2 separate regions of the Homo sapiens genome follow, and region 2 is linked to region 1. A link is a contact called in ENCODE Hi-C data. All regions are on one chromosome and are shown on one strand. Each heading gives the region's core, a stretch centred on a gene start or an enhancer-like site at or near the end of the contact. The rest is flanking DNA. Distances are from core to core; before and after follow the strand shown. Region 1 holds the start of MARCHF7 (membrane associated ring-CH-type finger 7). Region 2 holds the start of GCA (grancalcin).

Region 1 (3,442 bases), core at 678-3,177:
CCTATGCTCCCACAGAACCACTGTACAGTCATATTAAGATAATAATAGTTGTTTATACATTAGTCTGATGACTAAACAGTGAGTTGTGGAGGGCAGATGCCATGTCAAGCTCATTCTTGTAATGTGAAGCTCTCCATAATTTGTAATTTGACTACAACAAATTACAAATTATCTAAAAAAGTTTTAAGATATTTGACAGATTTTGCATTATAAAATTATTTTCCTACAATAAAATGTCAAAATGTAGACGATTCTTGAACATAGAGCAGATAAAAGAGTTGTGTAAGGTGGGTATGGAGCGGACTAAAAATTGGCTACATGAGAGTCATGGATGACTTTTGTGTCCAAGTTCGTTACCTGACACCTTCATGTAGAACATAACCTGGGCATCCTCGTGCTTTATCTGGGAAAATAGCCCTCTTCCAGGTGGCAGAAAAAAGAAATCATTTGTACTTGAATAAGTAGGAATTCTTAATTCAAGACACCTGACCCAGCACTAAACTTGGAAAAAAACCAAGACTAGTATTATGTCCCCTAGTGACTGCTTCACACACCACCTCAGCAAATTTAATCCTCTCTAGAAATTAACTGCCATGTTTCTGAGACAATCTCGTGAACTTAAATAACTATGGCAAAAATCAAGACTCAAACCCAGGTCTTCTGAGTCTGGTGCTACTGCCTCATGCACCAGTCCTGTCTCCCAAAATGCTGTAGAGCTGTTAAATAAAAATATTATACTGACCTCATTTCTCAAACAAACTTTTTGCTACCTCAAGTAAAAGATCTAGTTACACTACATGTGTGCCTTCTTAATAACTGTATACTATTGGATTTTTAAATCGAAAATTCATCTTTAATCCTACATCTTGGTTCTGGACAGAAAGGTGGAGATTTAAAATAACATGTAATCAGAAAAATAGCTAATCAATCCTACAAAATGGGGGAGAAAACCTCGCCAAATTTCAGTTTTCACACATTTAACTAATAGTAACAAACAACATTAGTCGTGACGAATTTATTACCCAGATAGACTTTCCCAATATATTTACTTTGGTACTTGAGAAAAAGTATTAAGTGCAGCATTTTGGGGTGAGGGGGTGGACACACATCTTCAATACGCAGTTTCACCAAAATGAGGGAGTTTCCTACTCCCGGCGCCTTCTATATTTTTACTTCTTAGGCCAACAGGTCCATTTTTAATACAATCACCTACTTCGAGTTGCAGAACCCACAATTCACCACAACACAAAAATAACTCTCAGGGCGTCACGATATTCAAAAACTGACGTTACCAATAAGACAATCTTGGCCGAATCTAAGGGGCTACCGAAGTCACTTCGACTCGAGGCCGGGCTGGCCGAGCCGGAGCCCTGCCCGCCTTTGCCCCGCGCTCACCGGCGAGCTCACGCGCGACACCCGCGGCCCGCAGGGCTCCGAAGACCCCCCGCCCCACGGCCCAAGAGGAGGCCGCCCCGCGCCAAAGGAGGGCTCAGGCTTCTTCCCGTCACCCGCCACACGTCCCTGAGGAAGACACACAATCTGTCCCCTGCACCCGCCACAAACTCCACCACCCGACCAAAGGCCCCTGGCAAGGGAGGCCTGCGCTGTGGCCCCTTGGCCCCGGTGGCCCCGGACCAAGCTTCTCCACCTCATCCTGAGAGGAAGCGGCCTCCGCGTCCCCAGGCCTCTTCGTTTCCTCCCCTCCCCCACTCGCGGCCTGGTCCCGAACTAGCGCCCAAGACGGAGAAGAACTAGCTCCGCAGCTCATTACCCCGGCTCCTGAGCCGGCACCGACCAGTGCGCGTCCCACTCGCAGCAACACGCACCGCCGCCTTTCTCCTTGGAGTTCTAGGCCCGTGACTGAGGAAATGCAGTCGGCAGCGAAGCACAATGGCGCCCGCCCCTCTCCCGGATCCGGCGCAGAACCAGCCACCACCGTTAAGTGCCCCTCCCTGCTCCTCCTCCCCCCACTTCGCGGACTTCCTGGCTTCTCGCGAGAGTGGCGGCGCGGCGGGGACCGAGAGCTGCGGGCGGGCTGGAGGTACCCCACCGCGGGGTGGTGCTCTGACTGCGGGAACCGTTGAAGAGCTGCCCCCGGGGAGTCAGCGAGGCGCCACTGGTAAGCGGCAGCGGCTGGCTGGCCGGCGTGCCGGCAGCTGGGCTGGCGAGTGTGCGGGCGCCGGGCGCTGGAGGCCCGGGCCGGGGCGGTCCCCGCCCGTCTATAGTCTCTGAGCCAGCCCCTTCCCTCCCGGGCGCCGGGTCCCCGCCCACAGGCCCACCTGCAGGGCCCCGTGCTCGAAATAACGCCCAGCTGGTTGGCTTTTTTTTTTTTTTTTTTTCTTTTTCTGGCTCTTGGTAAGTGGCGCAGTGAATGTTGAATTGAATCAAGCACTGCCTTTTCCGACCTACCCCTCCCCGCTTGCTTCCCTGCCCGCCCTGTGTGATCTAACTGCAAGCCCTTTCCCTTAAGAGTTGGAGCCTGTTTGTCCAACCTTGTGATCATTTCCTTGTGGTAAGAATCTTGGTAAATGATGGTGATCATGTCTTTTAAAATCGTGATAGTAACCTTTAATAGCGTAGCCATCGATTTTGCAGTAAACAAATTCACCTATTTAGAAAGAGGGAGGAAAATTGTGAGGTGAATGGTCTGGTGAATATTAGATGAAACTTTCAAAGAACTGTAAATGTGGCAAACTAAGATGTAAATGAGTACTAATAAATAAAAGGGAGTAGGTTAGGGAAAAGCTACATCTAACTATGTGTAAATATTTAGATGATATGTTGATTTGGAATAATGAATCAAAAGTTTTTTAATGGAAAAGATCAGTTATTGAAACTTGGAAGAATACTGAAAGGCACTTGATTTTTTTTAATGACCTATTTTGTTAAGGTATTAAAAGCAATCCTTTGGATCCAAATAATTCCAATAAATGAAACACAGTGTTTCTACGTGTTTGTCATTACATCGGAAGGGAATGGAGTATCAGTCACTATCATCCTTATTTTATTGTCTTGGGGACTAACAGACTGTACATGTTTCACTATGATAAATTCTAAAATACTATAAATTTTAAAGACTTAAAGGTATTTTAAGTTGGCATGTAAGTGCCAATCTAACTTTTAGGATATGAAATGAAAATAAGCATCTGGTATGGGATAAAGTGAACAGAGATTACTTTTGAGGAAATTAATTTGCCCTTTAAAGAAAAATAATTCTTTTCCAGCCTGTTCGAGTGCCCCTGCAGCATTGTGGTTATAGATACACGGATGTATACACCCTGAAGAACCAGACTATATGGCTTCAAATTCCACCCCTGCCTCTTACTACCTTTGTTATCTCAAGCAATTCCTTAACCTTGCTAAACCTAGGTTTCCTGTAAAACGGGGTTAATAACAGTACCCATGCTCTGTAGCATTGTTTAGATGAGATAACACGTCAGTT
Region 2 (3,315 bases), core at 352-2,851, 2.6 Mb before region 1:
CTAATCTATATATTGCTTCAGCTATTGAGGGTACTTCTCTTTCCGGCGATTAATAATGAGCATGACAACAGCTGAAAAGAGTTGTTTATTTTAAATTCATGGAAAAGGGGATTTAAATATTCAAAACACATACAGACGTTCTCTTTATTGTGTCGTGGAACTCTCCATCAAATTCAAGCACTCTGACAAAAGTGGGTAAGGAAGCACCAAATTATTTGAATGAAAATGTATTACTCTTGCCACCTCACTCTACCATACATATATGAATTCAGAGCATACCAAGAGGAGTAAATATACAAACTTCTAACAGATAGCTTCAACCAAATGAAAATACGTATACGCTAGGGACGTTTTTAAAGACCCACAGGTTTATGCTATCTTGATTAATCTTCGAAGGGGCTTTACTTTCCTTAGGTACCTTAAACTTCCTTCCTAAATTTAAGGACTGAGGAGGCATAGGCATTACAAAGTGGACGGTGCCAGAGGGGATTGAGGCAAGTCTTAAGGAAAGCAAATCAATTTTAGGAACAAGTATGTGTGGAAGTTGAGGACCTGGAAATTCATATCCTAAAACAACAACAACAACCACAACCACAACCACCACCACCACCACCACCACCACCACCACCACCACCACCATGAACTCCAAGGGGTAGGAGTAACTCTTTTGAAGACCACAACCATAGCCCAAAGTCAAGTCCTATATTAAAATCAGTAAAACACAATTTCTCTTTTTAGGTAAAAAACAAATAGAAAATATATTATATTCTACCCACACCGCAATGGATCAAACTACTGTTAACTCTGTTAACACAGCGTGTAGATCACTGACATCGATACTAAAGGTTTGGGCTCCTTTCTGAAAAGAAGGGGCTAGCCACCAGGACTCTACGATTATAACTTGCAACTCCCAAAGGTGATGCAGGATAAAAGTTATAACAAAGAGTAACTTCCCCCCGCCTGGGGGCGAGCGGGGGAGTCTAGAACAGATTGCCCTTCGTATAACAGTAAAGATTAGGAGTTATTTACCGTACACCTTAATTTATTCATAAGGAACTTAAAGAACAAGAAGTGGTCAGGAAATTCAAAAAGAGGATCTCTAGCAACACTGAGTGGGGGGCGGGGGAGGGAAGTACCACAAACGATTACTGGAACAAGAAGAGGGTGGCTTGTTCCTCCATTCCAGGAAATAAATTTCCAAACACACATTACTCCCTCGGCTCCACCAGGACGCTCCTCGAGGGTCCTCAACGACCAGAAAACCTGCGGCTCCAAGTCAGCCCAGGATCAATGCTCGCCCAGGCCCTGGCCCCCAACAGCCCCGGAATCCGGCGCCGCCGAGTACCAGGCGCGGACGCAGGGAGCAGGAGCCAAGGGCGGACCCGCACGTTGGCACCGCCCCCGGGGGCGCCACACCCCGCGAGGAAGAGGGACACGACCAAGCGGCTGGGACTCACCCCTCCTCCGTATCCCGGGTAGGCCATGACGAGCGGGACGAGCGGAGCGAGCGTCACCCTCGAGTCGCGTCCGCAGTGCTGGGAGAAAAAGCACAGGCGCAGGTGCAAGGAGGCGCAGCTGCAGGTGAGGCTGAAAGGCGCACTAACCGCACAGTTCACTCCTCCGAACCCGCCCCCTTCCGCAGGCCAGCCCCGCCCTGCACGGTTCCGATTGGCTGAGTCCCACACTTTGGAGCCAACTCAGCTGCAGTCCGCCCCTTCCCGCAGCCTAGCCCCACCCATCTCTGCCCTGATTGGCTACACCCCATCGGGAGCCCTCCAGTCCCTGCTCGACTCTTACTGGCTCCCTCAGGTTCTCGCGCGCTCTCCTTCTAAATCCCGAAGAAGCCTTGGCTGCTGCAACGGAATTCCCACTCTCTGTGGAAAGGTCTTCTACAAGCCTTCAACTCCTCAAGTTACTTTTCTTTCTAGAAACCCCAAACCGGCAAGTCTGTGACTTATTTTAACCAGCCCTCCACGCTTTTGAGCTGGACTTCAAAGACCCATCTGTGAATTTCAAAATTTTGCAGTTACATTTACTTTTGTGTAGTGTTGATGTCACATCAAAACTTTGCAACCAGGACCACACCTGTGGTCCAGGAGGAGTGCTTCTGCGCCAAAACCCACTTGAGGCCACATTGGACGAACAGGTTATTGATTCTGTTTGGTAGATAAATGGTGACCTGAATTGTGGCATGTTGGCAAATAAACAGGATATCTAGTTAAAGTTGATTTCCAAATAAACTTTTTTAGTGTAAGTATGTCCCAAATATTGCACAGGACGTGAACATACACTAAAAACTTATTTGCTGTTTATACACTGATAATATAGACGGTGTCCTGTATATAATCTGACTCAGCCTTTGGGCAAACTCTTGTTAAATGTTCAATTACTTTGGCTTATTAAGTAATAGCAATGGACAAGTCTGATTTATCTCTGGAACTCAAATGAATTTTGTAGCTCTGACTTTAAAAGGACAAGGCAGCTGTAGCTTTGGCTTATGAACAAATGAAAAAACCAAATGATATTATTTTGAGTTATCTCTGAAGAACAAGAGAAGGGCTAACATGTTTCTTAAAAATAAGGCTATCAAAAAAATGTTAACTATTCACAAAGGAAATCAGCCTTGCAGAGCTGAGTATCTGTTGTTCAGCTATGCTACAGAAGAGGATGTTGGACCTTGTGAAACAATTCTCAGAGGAAACAGCAGAGAGAAAGGAAGATTGCCGATGTCCTAGCTACTCTTGGGAAAGTGTCTGTAAGTTCCTTCAATGCTGTAAGAAATACTTAAGCCACTAAGGTTAAATTATTGGCATAAATAAATAGAGGGGAAGGGTAAAACCTACGTGGCAAAAGGGAAAAATGCATGGCTTATGAAGGTATCAAATGATAAAGCGCTAGAAAGAACAAACCATTGCAAAATTTTATTCCAACGGATTAACTACATATTCAAAGAACTGCTTAGGAAGGATTGAGTGTTTACATTTACAATGTTAGTCTGATTCTGTGGTCAAAATTTTTGTGCATCTTGTTTTCATCAAAATAGCCTTATTGATGCAGCTGCATTTGTGCAGTTGGGAGTTAAGGCCCCATGGGTTTCTTGCCTTTCTGCACATTTAATTGCAAAGATAGTATTTCCTGCCAGGGCAAAGTTTGGGTACGTTTGCTAGCAGCCTTCTTAGGACTTTCCTAAGCTTGGAGTTCTTCCAGTTGCATAACAAACACAGTGCATGTACAACACCCATCTGGCAGCTCCTCTTCGCCTTGTGGGACTTCAGAACGAGGGGAATCTATGGAAGTATGAAGCTCATGGTGCCT

Evidence for each region. Hi-C counts contacts between places; a loop is a spot of excess contacts on that map. Pooled maps may share reads with other maps.
Region 2: a map of B cell shows a loop between it and region 1 (18-fold over the local background). The contact joins the promoter of GCA here to the promoter of MARCHF7 in region 1. A Hi-C loop is called at or near these places in 2 of 168 maps with a recorded cell type or tissue (B cell and CD4-positive, alpha-beta memory T cell) and 6 of 50 pooled maps.

What each region holds. Positions count from the first base shown.
Region 1 is chr2:159,710,991-159,714,432 of GRCh38, reverse strand. MARCHF7 (membrane associated ring-CH-type finger 7) reads right to left here and starts at 1,927. Exons shown (of 12, transcript NM_001282805.2): 1 at 1,827-1,927. It also overlaps a transcript of BAZ2B not described here. RefSeq lists silencers at 1,329-1,448, 1,969-2,478 and enhancers at 1,639-1,918, 1,686-2,352.
Region 2 is chr2:162,342,418-162,345,732 of GRCh38, reverse strand. It overlaps GCA (grancalcin), which reads right to left and starts at 1,601. Exons shown (of 8, transcript NM_012198.5): 1 at 1,458-1,601. The coding sequence starts at 1,484. RefSeq lists silencers at 1,295-1,374, 1,615-1,764 and enhancers at 1,793-1,962, 1,815-2,044.